Regions from separate parts of the Homo sapiens genome. Here region 2 is linked to region 1. A link is an interaction called in ENCODE POLR2A ChIA-PET data of the cell type or tissue named here. Cell type or tissue: GM12878. All regions are shown on one strand. Each heading gives the region's core, and the rest is flanking DNA. Links, peaks and the distances in the headings are about the cores only.

Evidence for each region. ChIA-PET counts read pairs that join two places held together with the same protein. Peaks named below come from ENCODE experiments on the same cell type or tissue, not always from the same donor. Only the 100,000 strongest peaks of a DNase experiment are listed, where the experiment ranks them.
Region 2: POLR2A ChIA-PET joins it to region 1 with 8 read pairs; 2 of 35 experiments call an interaction of 5 or more read pairs at or near these places.

Annotation. Positions count from the first base shown.
Region 1 is chrX:11,735,996-11,744,274 of GRCh38, forward strand. No RefSeq gene overlaps it. Among named protein-coding and RNA genes, the nearest start is that of MSL3-DT, 18 kb to the right of the region's middle. In GM12878, for the core only: no CTCF peak of the experiment used is centred there; a DNase peak (open chromatin) is centred at 3,966; H3K27ac peaks cover 2,596 bases.
Region 2 is chrX:11,575,104-11,583,382 of GRCh38, forward strand. All of the region lies in intron 1 of ARHGAP6 (Rho GTPase activating protein 6), which reads right to left. Among named protein-coding and RNA genes, the nearest start is that of ARHGAP6, 87 kb to the right of the region's middle. In GM12878, for the core only: no CTCF peak of the experiment used is centred there; no DNase peak of the experiment used is centred there.

The DNA of each region.
Region 1 (8,279 bases), core at 2,007-6,006:
CCCTTTCCATCAGGAATGTGTGAGAATGTAGCTAAATGTGGATGGGATTGTGCCATCTGCCCCTTTAGTCAGGCAGTCAACAGACACCTGGGGACATGTACAGCTACAAGGAAACAGCACTGCACTAGACCAGAGGAACATAGATGACTAACACAATTTCTTCCCCTAGAAATTCACCATATGCCTTCATTCAGCTCCAGATTCTCTTCTTTCATTACCTGGATGTCATATGGTTCTCTTTTCCTTGCTAATCCACATTCAGGCTGATTATGAAAGTCTATGTAAAGACATTTGCTTTCTTTTGTTTGATTCATGAATGCTAGAGTTCTGTTTCTTGGCCTTTAGCTCATTAACATTCAGTTTCTAAAGTACAAGTGCTTTCTTTGCAAATTTATGTTTAATTACATGATGACTACATGAATGCATTCTCATTTGTAAGATAGTCACCCATACAGCTTCATTAATTCATCTTTGATATTCTTGCCTCCTGTACCCACTCTGAGGCTTCTCCACAGAGGTAATGACTGTTCTCAGTTATTCTGAACTGTTCAGCATCCCTCTAACAATGTCTGTTCGTATTTGCAACTCACCAAACACTTGGCTTGGCTCATTTTATCTATCCATCAATACCTTCTACAAAACGCTTTCCCTGACTGTGGTTAGAGAATGACAGCGCCTCTCTGGCATGAAAGAGCAGAGGACTGGGGGCAAGGGGCACTATCTCCAGTACCAACTGTTCCCTCAAAGATTCTCCTTTCCTATAGCCTTTAGTGAGCCTGTCATTTTCACCTCTGCAGATTCCCCTGAGCAGCTACAGGCCGGAGTTACAAGCTTACCCTGGTTGCAGAGTTCTGCCTTGCTGCAGTTGGGTTGTTTGACCATATTGTCACAGCTACGCTATTTTAGGGTAGGCTTTAGAAGGATGATAGTCAGATGACATGGAGCTAAGCTATACTAGGTGCCCACTTTCAGGAGATGGTTGACTAAATTCAAACCTGCTTTGACTAGTGTTTCTCTCCCTTCTTAATCTCCCCACCCCCTGCCCAAGTGAAACTTGGTTATGGTTCTCTAATGCCTTAGGTTTCCTTACCCTTGGGCATGCCTAGCTGCCCCTTTTCCCTTTTGTCTTAGAATATTTCCTTTCATTTTTTTCCTTATTTGAGAACTAACACACTGCTAGAACTTTTTCAGTGTTTGCAGAAAGGTGGTGTATGTCAAAAGATGCTGATGTCTAAAAGATGAAGATGGTAAAATTGCTAGATGGGACCCAAGGGCCAATATGGCATGCTGGTTCCTTCCACCAGTTTCAATGATGCTCCGGTCACTTGCAATGAGATGCAGTTGTAAGGTAATAGATGTGGGCTTGTCTGTAAGTAGATTGTGTCTATTTGTTTACTTTATAAAACTTTATAGAAATATATTCCACTGAGATGGGCTTGGATATTGTATTGGGCTGACTCATGATGCCAGCAGTTATAATGAGACCAGTAAATTTATTAAATTCCTGAGGCTAGACTGTTGCTGCCTTCTCTATGTTATACCATGTATTAGTTTCTTATTTGCTATAGCAAACTACCAAAAGTTTAGTGGCTTAAAATAATACACGTTTATTCTCTTGCAGTTCTGGAGCTCAAAAGTCTAATATGAGTTTTAATGGGATAAAATCAAGGCAGTTTTTTGCTCTGGTTCCTTCTTCCATCTTCAAAGTGCATCACTCCAATTTCTGCTGCTGTCATTCCATCTCCTTTGTTTATTGACTTTCTTGCCTCACTCTTATAAGGGTCCTTGTGATTACATTGGACTCATCCACTTTGGTATGCCCAAGTAGGGAGGTCAAGAGAAGGCTCTGACTGGACACTTGGGAGTAATAAAGATACGGAAAACAACTGAAGCCATATTGGATGATGGGACACTACATAGAGCAATGGTTCTTAATCTTTGAGGAAAACTGAATGAACCCTAATGATCTTTGCTTCAGAAAAATGCAAATTCAGACACAATTTCACATGCAATTTTAGCGGCTTAAGTATTCTCTAGGCATTCATGAATGCGAGGTTAAGAACTCTTGATGTATAGTTATCTAGGATAACTATTCAGTTGGATCCTTACCTCATAGCTCTCACCAAAATACATTCCAATGGCTCAAGGATTGGATCATTATCAAAGAAAACATGGAAGAGTTTAAAAAATCTTGTGTGTGATAGAGGCGTTTCTAAGCATAAGACAAAAATCTCTAACACATGAAAGGAAATATTAAAAAATTCAACCACACAGGAATGTGTGTGTGTCTGTGTGTGTTTGTATTCTGCATGGAAATAAAATCATAAACAAAATTAGAAGGGAAATAACAAAATGAGAAACACTTTGCAACTCATACCAAAGCCGAAGGGCTTTCTTAACAGTAAAACATTCTTAAATTGATAAGAAAAAGACCAACAGACTAACTGAATAAATGCGAAGAGCAAGTTCACAGAAATTGATACAAAAACTTTTTTGAATCTTGAAAAGATGCTCAATTTCATAAAATGCCAGTTTCTTTTTTTTTTTTCTTTTCTTTTTTTCCTTTTTGAGACAGGGTCTTGCTGTGTCACCCAGGCTGAAGTGCAGTGGCACCATTATGACTCACTGCAACCTCTGCCTCCGGGATTCAAGATTCTCATGCCTCAGCCACCCCAGCAGCTGGGATTACAGGTGCACACCACCATGCAAAGCTTTTTTTTTTTTTTTTTTTTTTTTTTTTGTATTTTTAGTAGAGACAGGATTTCGCCATGTTGGCCAGACTGGTATTGAACTCCTTGCCTCATGTGGTCCATCCATCTCTGCCTCCCAAAATGCTGGGATTACAGGCGTGAGCCACCATGCCTGGCCAAGAGAAATGCCATTTTCAAATATTAATTTGAAAAATATGAAGACAACTGAGCACAGTCTTAGTGATAGTAGAGGAAAAATTCCATACATATGCTGCTACTGGGAATGCAGTATGTACCACCTCTAGCCCAGTGTTCATCAAACTGAAATGTGCACACAGATTACCTGGGAATCTTGTTAAAATGCAAATTCTGGTTCAGCTGGTCGGGGGAGGGGCCTGAGATTTTGCATTTGTTTTTGAGATAGAGTCTCACTGTGTTGTCCAGTTTGGAGTGCAGTAGCATGATCACAGTTCACTGCAGCCTTGACCTCCTGAGCTCAAGTGATCCTCCCACCTCATCCTCCCTCGTAGCTGGAACCACAGGTGCATGCCACCACACCTGGTTTATATTTCTTGTAGAGATGGGTTTTTGCCATGTTGCCCAAGGTGTTCTCGAACTCCTGGGCTCAAACGATCTGCCCACCTCCCCTTGCCAAAGTGCTGGGATTACAAGCATAAGTCACCACACCTGGCCCGAGATTTTGCATTTCTAACAAACTCCCAGGTGAGGCCAGTACTGCTGGTCCACAGAACAGACCACACTCTGTGTTATAAGCTCTAGTAATTTGTAAATATTTAATAAATTTTTAAATAAAAGTCTCTCTTCAACCATCAATACCATTTCTATGAATTTTTCCTACTTTTATTCTCACATATGTGGGAAATGGTGTGTGTTCTAAGATATTTCTCATGAAATTGGGTGTAAAAACAAAAGATAGCAAGCTACGCCAATATCTGTCATCATAAGTGTGCTAGCACTTTCTTCTCCCTTCTTTGTTCCTACTCTATATCTACAATGGTTTCAATATTTTAGAAGACTAAAAACTACATTTATCAGACTGATGCAGCTAGGATTTGTGACATGATTTAGATTTCATCGATGAGCTGCATTTTCATGAAATGTAGTGATGAGACATTTTCCTGATGCTTTGGAGTCTGAAAAGGAAAATGAGGCAGAGATGAGCATTTGCAGCAGCTGGACTCCACATTCCAACATGTACTCACTAGCTTCATGAGCATGAGATTCAGCTGTGGGAGTGTCGTGACAGCATCAGTCACAGTTCTCTGACTTTGTAATCACAGCAGTTATGGTATGACTTTTGTCTTTTCAAAAATATACCAGAAAGCATGAGAATGATGTGACTTTTAAATCATTAGCCCATGGGCAATCCCCTAAATTGCTCCCAATGAGTTTCCAAGCACCTAATTTTCTGTGTTAAAACTCTTTCTACTTAAAATGCCTAGAGTGTTTACTGCACATAATCCTAAATAAAACAGTATTTGGCACCAAGATGGAAAACTAAAATTAGTTATCTAACCTGTTTGTGTTTGATGACAGTGATAACAACACCATACTAGTTTGTATTGTCCTACCATATAAATAACCCTATCCAGCTGAAATACTATTCAAGGGCAAAGGAAAAACAGAATGCTAAATGAAGAAAGAAATTTCACCAAGAAAAACCTCATGAGTAGTTGTGAAATCAAGGAATATAGTAGCTACATACATTGTTTCCTTGCCATTTTGTGTATATACCTTTATATAGTAACCAAATTTCATTTCTCCATTTTCTCCTTCACCTTTATTTTACATAAAGGTGTTACAAGTATAATTTAGTTTATACTAAATTAGTATAGTGTTTAGTTATAGTTTAGTCATTGTGTTACAAGACATAAAATTTCAATTGTGACTAATTTTAAAAAGTAATTAAAATCACTCAGAGTTTGATTCTGCAACTAATAGAATAGGTTCCCCTTTATGGAGAGAGGATGAATATATTTTCACTGTAGAAGGTAATATATAATATAAGGTGTGACCATATTGTTGCAATTTAAAGATAGGTGGAAGGATAGATATTTATGGTGAATAATCCAAATGGCTAGACAGTGTTGTTCAATCAGGCTTTGATATCCTTTTCCACTCTTCTTTCTGTTTTATTTAGGTTCTGCCATGAGTTTATCTTATACAACAAGAAAGTGACTCCAAGTTGAAAAGCATCCAGACTAAAAGTAAGACAAAGGCCATCTCTGTGATATTATGCAGGCTGCATACAAAGTCAGACAGGTATGAATGTATGTGGCTGTTGGTTTCCATCTTCCAGGGTCTACTCACCAGCCATTTGGTGGTGAGACAACGCCATTTGTGGCCATGGTGATAGCAACTTCTGAATCTCTGGATGACAGCTATGGTTGTATAACTTTGAAACCAGTAATTCGGGGGCAACCCCATTATTTCCACTTTTTCTTCCCTTTCGATTACTTCATCTCACCTAATTCCTTTCATTTACATACCAGAAAGCAAGTGAATTTCTACTTCCTGCATTAAACTCTAAGAGGGCTGGTTAAATAAATTATAATACATCCATATGTAGACACACTCTACATCTACATGCACACAAAAGATGTAGCTCTATATATACATATATGCAACAATCTACGTGATACATTATTAAACAGTAAAAGCAAGACTCAGTATGTATGTAGTATTATACAGTATCTTGTGTGTGTCTATGTGTGTGTATACATAAAATATCTCTGCAAGGATACACAAGAAATCCATAACAGAGATTCCCTTAAAAAGAGAAATGGGGTGTCTGAGGGTCAACAGAATACAAAGGAGACTCTTCACTTGACACCCTTTGTATCTTTGGAAGTTTTATCAACTGAGCATATTATACCAACAAAAAATGTTTATGAAACAAATTAAAAAGAACTTCTGATCTAGGGTGAGAGAAAAGAAGGCCTAGAAGAAAGCCCTAACTATTATCAGCATATAAAGGAAGGGCATGTACAAAGGAAACAGAGAGTGGCTCAAGAGCTTGTAGTAACAATGGGAAAGATAGGGAAACAGAGACAAAGGTAGTGGAGTGTTTCCAGAAGGGCGAGAGTTAGCGCCTGAGTAAATGCTGCCAGAGGGCCAAGAAAAGCAAGATAGAAAACCCAATTGTTACTTGGGTTAGCACCAAGGTCTTGGTGAAAGGAGTTTTAATGGAATGCATGCTTCACTCCTCTGAAGAATATGAGGAGGTTATTGGGTTGAAAGAGGAGAGACAGCATCCCTTTTTTAAAAAAGGTTATACTGCTTGCTCAAAGGTGCAGTTAGTTCAGATGGCCTTAAAGATTCAAATCAGTTTAGAGACCCCTATATTCTAGTGGGTTATCCTAATAAGCTGTTGTGATTTTTTTTAAAGCCCCTCTATTGCTTACTGCGTGAAATAAAGTCACTAGGTGAAATTTAGAACACATCTACTAACATAACTTTCTGGGAAATAGTTTCATTATCCAGCAGGATCTGGGCTTTTGTCTCCAAATTATAAAAATAGTATGAAAGGAATAGGATGTAAAGTCCTTAAAAGACTGGTGAGTACTAGTAGTTTGGAGGGTGACATGCACGGCTGTCTTTAGTTTTCATATGGAAAATGAGAGTCAAAGCAGTGACATGCTCTCAAGGCTGTAGGAAGGGTCATTAGGAGGACAAAGCCATGCCATGGGTTTTAGATTTATTTTATTTTAATTCTTATCCCTAAATCCATGAGAAATCCCACTATATTCATGTATCTTCTAGAATAATTTATTAAATAATTCAGTAACTTATTAGCCACACTTTTTGCCCCCTAGAACTTAAAATCTAGTATAAACAACATTGATATGATATAAACTGAATGTAAACAGCATATAATTTAAATTAGTATACAAGTTGAAGATACATGTATTTTATTCTAAAAGCTTTATCATCCTCACTTATGAAAGAACATGAAAAACAGAATATACAATTTTGCTGCTTTCATGCTCTTTTGGGGATGTCTTTTGGTCTCACGTCTGTAAGAGACCTATTTGCAAAATAACCAGTACTCATTTAAAAACTGCCTGGAAAATGTTATTAAGCTAATAAAAGTGAATTAATATTTAGGTCTAGTTGAAATGATACAGTTTAAACAGTGAGAAAAGAATGCCTGGCTTGTCCCAAGCACTATTTTACCACATCAGTTTATTACAATCCTTTAAAATCTTTTGTTGTTGTTGTTGTTTTTGTTTTGTTTTTTGTTTTTGTTTTTGAGACAGAGTCTCGCTCTGTCGCCCAGGCTGGAGTGCAGTGGCGCGATCTTGGGTCACTGCAAGCTCCGCCTCCTGGGTTCATGCCATTCTCCTGCCTCAGCCTCCGGAGTAGCTGGGACTACAGGCGCCCACCACCACGCCTGGCTAATTTTTTGTATTTTTAGTAGAGATGGTGTTTCACCATGTTAGCCAGGATCGTCTTGATCTCCTGACCTCGTGATCCGCCCGCCTCGGCCTCCCAAAGTGCTAGGATTACAGGCATGAGCCACTGCGCCTGGACTAAAATTGTTTTTTAAACAATATTGGATGAAAATTTCAAAAGTTTTCCAAAAAAGTAAGTTTGATAGCACAAATCCATCTGGTCAGAGACATTGTCTTTATAGGGAATCTAGTAGCTTTCTGTTTATAAAATTAATCCAGTATTATTTGTATTTTTTCCTTTGGGATATAAACAAGGAAAAAAATGGCACATGAGATTAAATACAGAGAACTACATAGTTATCACATCTAATCTATCAATCTCAATGAGCAGGTCCAAAGGATGTTAGGTATGTTTATAAGACAAGAGACTTAGGTTAGCCACAATCCAAGGATTTAGCAAACACAGTGAACTGATGTGACATGTTTGACCATATTTTCTCATTGTTAGCTGTGGTCAAAAATGTCATGCCGGGCATTAAGCAACTTTTGAACCTCCCTTCGATGTCTAGACTTTAGCCAAAGTGGACTTTGTTTTCATCTTCTAAACCTTTGCACATGCTTTTTCCATTTGCTCCACGATCAACTTTTCCTCTCTGATCTCTTCTTATCTTTCAGCACAATTTCTCTGGAGGAGGAATATCTGTGCTCCAGATATTCTCTGGCCTTCAGCCATGAAGTTGCTCACCCCTGCTATGTCCTCCTATAGCACTCTGTACTTCCTTTTTCATTACATTTTTTTCTTCATTAAGTTTGTAAATTCATCTGTCAATTCAACTAGTCTTGGCTTCATAGGGCTAGGGACTGTACTAATGTGCTGCCATCTCATATCTCCTCCAGTGTCTAGTGTCTAATAAATACTTTCTGGATAAATGAATACTCTAAATGACCATACTGCATAATTCTCATTCCTATTCTTGGTGTTTCTCAGTCACTGTGTTTCTCCTCCTGGTGCACACACATCTTTGAAAATGCAGAATTTACATTATAGATTAACTGCAACTTATATAAGTTTTATATAAACTTGTAACATTTTATATAAACTTTTGTAAACTTATCTCCTTGGTGTAAAAGTACTGCTGGATAGAAAAGGTGCAGGTCTCTTTAGGACTCTCAA
Region 2 (8,279 bases), core at 1,580-5,579, 160 kb before region 1:
AAATAATGGTCAATGGAATGATAAGAGTTCTGGTCAAAGGCAGGAGTGATGTGTGTCACTTCCAGGTCAGGCTCATGGGATCTGCCATTTTCTAGGCCATTCCATGGAGTACACAGATTGAACATGAGGATGCCACAAGACAGAAGAAGCCTGAGTCCTTGAATCCCCACATGGTAGCCTGCCCTCCAAATGCCTAATTCCAATGCAAACGAAAACTAAATTTGTGTTAAGTCGCAAAAATGTTCAGTTTGTTTTTTCCAGCAATTAGCTTCTTGATGCAGCAACAGGACTATTCTACTTGAGATATTTGAGCACCTTAAAGTGAGGTGCTGCCATAACCAAGACCTAATAATGAATTTAGAACTGGCTTAGTCCTTAGGTAACAGACAAAGAGGAACTAGATACCAGAGGTTAGAAAGACAGGTGACTCATATCATGTGGCAGCAAAAAAACTTGCTACATCTTTTACCTGTGATAACCTGGAAGGGCGACCACATGCCTTCAAAGCCAGCACCTTTAGAATTAAAATGTTAGCATATGTTGGCTACTCTTGCCTGTGTCTGACAAGGGATTAAAAGGAAAGAGGGTGGGGGAGAGATGGGAGAGAATTTGGCAACTTTGAAAGCAGAAATGAAAGCAACAAGGATTCCAGAATTTCAGCCTAAAGCGTTGAAAAAGCTTACTCTACTACATGCCCAACCATATAAAACAGAGAAAGAGCTTGGGACATTAGCATGTGCTGACCTCCACCCATGACTTGTTATTTAACAGCTGCAGTTCAGAACAGTTAAATTATTGCCTGAGAGCTCATGATTTTATGAAGTGACAGATCCAGGATTTGAACTCATATCTTGTGAATCTGACTTCAACTTTCTTTCCGTATATTTCACAGCTAAAATGCTGCAGTAAATTATCGTTTTTTTAATGTGCTGATGGTTCAGAAGCTAAACAACAGTGAATTTCCTTGGGAACAAAATAAACTTTCCATGCTTTTTATGGGAATCTAGAAGGTGAAATCAGTGTTTCAGTTTCCCTAAAATGGGATCCCTACATTGTTTACAGTGAGAACTCCTTGTTCTTCTTCCTTTTCTTCTACTGACAAAATAAGATTGGCCTCTTTTAGGGTGATACTGTCACTTTATTAAAAATTAGATTTGAGAATGTGTTTTTTTGTTGGCAGTGACTATATTATTTTATACACCATTGTGTATGGCATATATTTATATACTTGATGCTTTGCTCAAGGTTCACATTAGATGCCTTATAAATACTTACAGTTATCTGACTAGTGAAGAAAAAAGTGCTCAATAGTACAAGACACATGCTACAATTTTTGTGGCATTTTCTATTTCCACTGTTAGAATGTAAGCTCTATGCAGGGAAGGGCTGAGTTAATTGCATCTTTGTGACTTGCCTTACAGAAACATCAAGCATATAAAAGGGCACAATAACTAATTGTTATTGAACAACTGAAAAATGTTGATATTTTAACTAAGGTAAAAATAAGCATACAATATCAGATTAGGAAGTGTCTTAATTTGGGTTCTCCCAGAAGCAGATGCTGAAGCAACAATTCCTGAACAAATGGTTTATTTAGGAGGGGTATTAATTTTGTGTCACTGCTGTAACAAATTACTACAAATTTAGTGGTTTAAATCAACAGATACATATTTTCTTTCAGTTCTGGAGGTCAGAAGTCCAAAATGGATCTCACTGGGCTCAAACCAAGAGGCAGAGTTGCATTCCTTCTGGAGACTCTAGAGGAGGAGCCCCCCATCCCCCTTTTTTTGTCATTGTCCAGCTTCTAGAAGCCACTTGCAATTCTGGGCTTGTGGCACCTTCCTCCTTCTTCAAAGCCAGCAGTGTATCATCTTCCAATTTCTCTCTAACTCTGTTGCTGTCATCACACCTCCTTCTCTGAATCTGACTCCCTTGCCTCCCTCCTTCACCTATGAGAGCCCTTGTGATTACAATGGGCACACCCAAATAACCCAGGCCAATCTCCCCATCTCAAGATCCTTAATTTAATCTGCATCTGCAAAGTCTCTTTGGCCATCTAAGAGAACAGATTCACAAGTCCCAGGATTAGCATGTGAACATCTCTCAGGGTATTATTCTGCTGACCACAGGAGGTAACACCAGGAAACAGTTGGTAGGGGAGTGAGAGGCAATGAGATAGGAAAGAGAAAGAAGTCAATAAAACATGAGTTCACAATACAGTTATCATCGAAGGAAACTGGGACTCAGCCCTGCAGGGAGACTCTGCGAGACAGAGTGGATATGCTTCAGAGTTACCCTGAAAGAGTTAACCTAGAATTACCCACCTACTCTTCATCCATCACCAGTTGAGGGCTGCTCCTAGGATCATTAACTCTCTGTCACTTCTGAAACTTGCCCTGTCATGGCAGAGTATGTTCCCATGACCAGAAAGAAACTACTAGAAAGAGAGTTGCAGGTGTTTTTACCAGGTACTTGCCATCAGGTGTGTGTCTAGGAAATACATAGAGGGTACCAACAGCTTCTTGTAAAGGAAGAAACTTCTAGGGTCATCTAATCCAATGATATCTTTTTTCAGAAGAGCAACTAGAGGCCCAGAATGGTGGTGTTGGTTGGGGAGGGGGAATTACCCAAGGTCACATGACCAAAGAAGAGCACTGATGGTGGCTTCCATTCAGTGTCTCAGGCTACTATGTGTTAGGCACTGTACAAGTAGCTGGACACATGCTCCCAGTTCTTAAAACTCAACACAGTCAAAATGAAAGTCATCATCTTTCGGCCGATACCTATATTGCCTCCTTTCTGGTCCCCAGCCTATGACTGTCTCAGGGGCCACATCATAGTCATCGTCTTGAGGGACCACTTCTATCCTCATACCTAGCATACTCACCAGCATGCATGAGTGTACTACTTAAATTTTGAAGGAAAAAAAAGAAGGAAGAAAAGGAGAAAAGGAAGGAAAGGGGAAGAAAGGAAACAGAAGATATTTTTATACTCTTTAAGCAGTGGCTTAAAATGGAGGTCTAGAGTGGAAAAGATGTAAAGGCAGCAGTGCTGCACCCAGAAGAGATGAGGTCCCAGGGCCCCTGCAGCCAGGAATGGGCATCCCCCACCCTCTATACTCTAAGTTCAGTGTGTTAACAATGTGAAGATTCCCCCATCTAAATAATGGGATATTATCTCACCAATGAAGGGTTATCACTTCCACTCTGCACAGGGAGGATCTCTTTTGCTTTCATGATTTAAAAAAAAACCACTTTTTGGGCAAAGGATATGAACAGACACTTTTCAAAAGAAGACATTTATGCAGCCAATAGACACATGAAAAATGCTCATCATCACTGGTCATCAGATAAATGCAAATCAAAACCACAATGAGATACCATCTCATACCAGTTAGAATGGCTATCATTAAAAAGTCAGGAAACAATAGGTGCTGGAGAGGATGTGGAGAAATAGGAACGCTTTTACACTGTTGAAGGGACTGTAAACCAGTTCAACCATTGTGGAAGACAGTGTGGTGATTCCTCAAGGATCTAAAACTAGAAATACTATTTAACCCAGTGATCCCATTACTGGGTATATACCCAAAGGATTATGAATCATGCTACTATAAAGACATTTGCACACGTATGTTTATTGCAGCACTATTCACAATAGGAAAGACTTGGAACCAACCCAAATGTCCATCAATGATAGACTGGATTAAGAAAATGTGGCACATATACACCATGGAATACTAGGCAGCTATAAAAAAGGACGAGTTCATGTCCTTTGTAGGGACATGGATGAAGCTGGAAACCCTAATTCTGAGCAAACTGTCGCAAGGACAGTAAACCAAACAACGCATGTTTTCACTCATAGATGAGAATTGAACAAGGAGAATACTTAGACACAGGGTGGGGAACATCACACACCGGGGCCTGTCGTGGGGTGGGGGGATGGGGGGATGGGGGAGGGATAGCATTAGGAGAAATACCTAACGTACATGACGAATTAATGGGTGCAGCAAACCAACATGGCACATGCATACATATGTAACAAACCTGTACATTGTGTACATGTACCCTAGAACTAAAAGTATAATAATAATAATTTTAAAAAGCCACTTTTATTCAAGGGGACTTTCTTTAGAGAAACGTTTGGACGATCATGGGCCCAATGAGGAAAAGAAAACAATTTTAACGACAGATTATGAAACATCTCTACTTGCCTTCTGAGCTAAGAAGTAAAGAGAATATAACAAATCAGCCTCATAGTGTTATCTGCATGGTGATACTATAGTATTAGTGTAGTATAATGTTACAAATGATAACTTTATTATTTAAGTTAAATTTTAAAAATTATAGTCCCATTATTTCAGAGTAGATATTTTCTAACTTTATCAATGTGTGTACAATAAATGTTAATTATTAAAAGTTGCCAGAAATAACATCTTGATTAACTAACTCTATCAATAAACCAATTTCCCATAGTCCTTCTTACCTTCAGATATGGAAAATTCCCTAAGGGTCACTTATCTGGGGGCAGAGCCCTTTAGCCTGCCTAACTTACCAAATCTATACTCCAGAAAATTTCTAGTGGTTCCAGCTGCCAAAAAGTTATCTCTAAATGAATTATTATGATTCTTTATAGCTTGTGGGTTTAGCCATATTTTTAGAGGGAAATTTCAAATTCCGAAGGAGATGACTTCATCTGGGCAAATATTTTACTGTAAAAGGTACGAGACTCAGCACTTGTTAAACTCTCATTCAAAACTGCGTCAGGAGACAAAATCTCCCCCAAGGAAGGGCAGAGGAGAAGATGTTGACAGGTCCATAATGAGCTGTAACCATGTATGTGCATCCCTAGAGAAATCATTTTCTGGGCTCATATTTTCCATTTTAATGTCACAAAAGAACAGAATGCGCCTCCAAATTATACCACCAGCCACTGCAACTAGTGTTAACTGCTGCCATGACTCATTAAAGGCCAGAAAATCCCCTTGAAAGTGAAATCATACGTCCTATAGGGTAGGTGAGGTATCTATGAGGATGATAGCTACCAAAACTAAACAAACAAACAAACAAAAAACTAATTTGAACAAACTCTAGTGTTCACAATTGATTTCATTACATTGATTTTTTCATTTGCAGTTTCTTTTCCAAACTTGTGCTTTTCATTGCTCTTTCACACTGTGAGGGGAATTAAGTCCCTGGAAATAATATACCTTTATATTGGGATGCTGCCAAGACTGTAGGCACATAAATCTATGAGACACGTGTTGGCCACTAATTCTGCAAATCTGGCTGGTTCAGCCAGGGTCCCTCCCCTTTCTTCCTGTCCTACATCAATGCAAGTGCCTCCCAACGAAGCATGACCAAAGAGGATGATGAATAATCTTTCATTAGAAGGAGACTGTGTCTCAAACTGTTTTTTAAAGGAAAAAGATAATAAATAAGTACTAGAAAGTCCAAACTTACAGCTACATCTGTAGCCAAAACTATTTTAAAAACTGAAAGTAAATCTAGTCACTTGGCAAATACTGCTTCTAAATGCTTTAAATTATAATACAAGTATTCGAGAAAAAAAGTTAAATTATTCTAACTATATCTTTATTTTCAGACACTAATATAATGTTAGCTCTCTTTAAAACAGTGAGAATATATTATATTTTACATTTCTCTAATACTTCCATTTGTGGAAGTGAATATAGGAAAGAATAAATAAAATGTAGGTTTTGTGTTTCTCTCTTCAAATGGCTTTTCTGAGTAATACATAAAAAGCCAATCATGAAGCATTTTAAAAAGTGTCTTTCTTACTTCAAGTAGGGTCCATGGACTACGCCATCTGCAACTACTGGAAAATGTACACTCTTAGGTTCCCCAAGGGACCTAAGTGAAGCAGAGACTGCTTTTTAACAAAGTCCCCAGGGATTTGTGTGCAAGGTCAAGTGTGAACAGCGATTAATAGCTCAATAAAAATTACCAGTGTTACAACTTAATAATTGAAAATACAACCCAATTAAAAATGGGCAACAGATTTGAATAGATATTTTCCCAAAGAAGATGTACAAATGGCCAGTAAACACACAAAAAGATGGTCTACATCACTAGTTGTCAGGGACATGCAAATTAAAATCACAATGAAATATCACTTCATACCTACTAGGATGGCTATAAACAAAAACATAATAAGAAGTATTGGTGAAAGTGTGGAGAAATTGGAACCTTCAAACATACACTGCTGGTGGGGATGTAAAATGGTGCAGCAGCTTTGGAAAACAGTCTGACAGTTCCTCAAATGGAATATAACCTAACAATTCCACTTTTAGATACATACTTAAGAAAAATAAAAACATACATCCATACAAAAATGTGTACATGAATGTTCACTGCAGCATTATTCCCTATAGCCGAAAGGTAGAAACAACTCAAATGTCCATCAATGAATAAATGGATAAACAAAGTGTGGTCTATCCATACCCTGGAAGATTATTCTGCCATGCAAAGAAATGAAGTACCGGTACTTGTTACAACATGGATAAACCTTGAAAAATTAAGCTACATGAAAGAAGCCAGTCACAAAAGACTAAACATAGTACAATTTAATTTGTGTGAAATGTCCGGAATAGGCAAATCTATAGAGACAGAAAGTAGATGAGTGGTTGCTTACAGCCAGCTAGATGGACGGGGGAAGGGGGAAATGAGAGTTATTGGGTATGAGGTTCCTTTGGGGGGTCATCAAAATGTTCTAAAATTGATTGTGGTGATGGGTGCACATATCTGTGACTATACTAAAAACACTGAACTGTTTTTAAAATAAATGAACCCCACTCTCCCAAACTTTCATGTATGGCATACTGCCTAGCCGGAGATATGATGACTTACACCTTAGAACAACAAAAAAAAACTTCCAAATAACAAATGCTTTGTACTAAATGACACATTACTTATTGAGCACTTCGTATGTGCAGGGTCCTATGTTGGTCATACACAGGGGTTTTCTCTTGTAATTCTCCCCACAGCCCTGAGAGGTAATTATTATTATTATCACATTTTTACAAATGAGGAAACTGGAGCACTAGAAACACACCCAAGGTCAACTTGCTGATGACCAGTGGCAAAGCTCAGATTTGACCCAGGGAGTCTGAGAGCAGAAGCTGCACACAATCTCTCTGTCTTTGGAGTCCCCCTACAAGATACTTTTGCTAACTGTGAACCGGTCAACACAGGGGCAACAGAAGAACCTCCTATAGAGCAATGAGAGGTGTAAATTACCCTTCCATTGCTATTTACTAGGGCTGGCCAATGTTTAATGATTTCCCCGACAGATTCTGATAATCAGCTTCAATTTCATTTCTTTGAATTTTTCAAAATGTAAAATATTGTGAGAAAAACAGCCAGCCCTTTTTTATTGGAAAAACATTAGTCAAACAAATCTGCCTATTTTCAGAAATTCCTTGAATGAGTAAAGGACTAGTCAAATTCTACAAGGGATATGTTTCCATGGGTCACATATAAGGAAAAAAAGCAAATCTTTCATGTGTGATCATAGGACTCTGACATCTGTAACAAAAACTCCTGGCAAATTGATCATTCTAACTTGATTATTCAAAGTCATAGCTTGTAGTTAATAATGTATTGTATACTTGAAAATTGCTAAGAGAATAATCTTAAATATTAATATTAAATATAACTGTGAGGTAATAGACATGATAATTAGTTTGATTGTAATAATCATTTCAGAGTGTATACATGTGTCAAAACATCACATTGTATACAATATATACACATATGCAATATTTATTTGTGAATTATACCTCAATAGAGCTATAAAAGTTTTAAATTTAAAAAAAGGAAAAAATTACATTGAAACAAAAAATAAATCATAGCTAGCACATATGTAACACTATGCACCAAATACATTTTAAGTGCTTTATATTTAGTCACTAAATATTCACAATAGCTCAAAGTTACCTTAAATAGTCCCATTTTTAAAATAATAAAACTGAGGAATTTAAGGTTTTCACAGCCAGTTAATGGCAGAGCTGTGAAGTGAAACCAGATAGTTCACACTCTCAACTGCTACACCTTACTAACTGCTCTCCAGGATGGTTGGTGGAAGAACAAGCTATAGCCTCTGTAACTAGAAATTACTGGGCAAACATTAATACAGCACATTGAAATCAAGTACATCCCACAGTTGTAGTAATTTCTGCAGGCTCAGAAAAGAGTTTTGACAGTAGGTGATGCTTGTTGTCACTTAGCAGAACTGGACCAGATTGTTTAAACACACAAAAT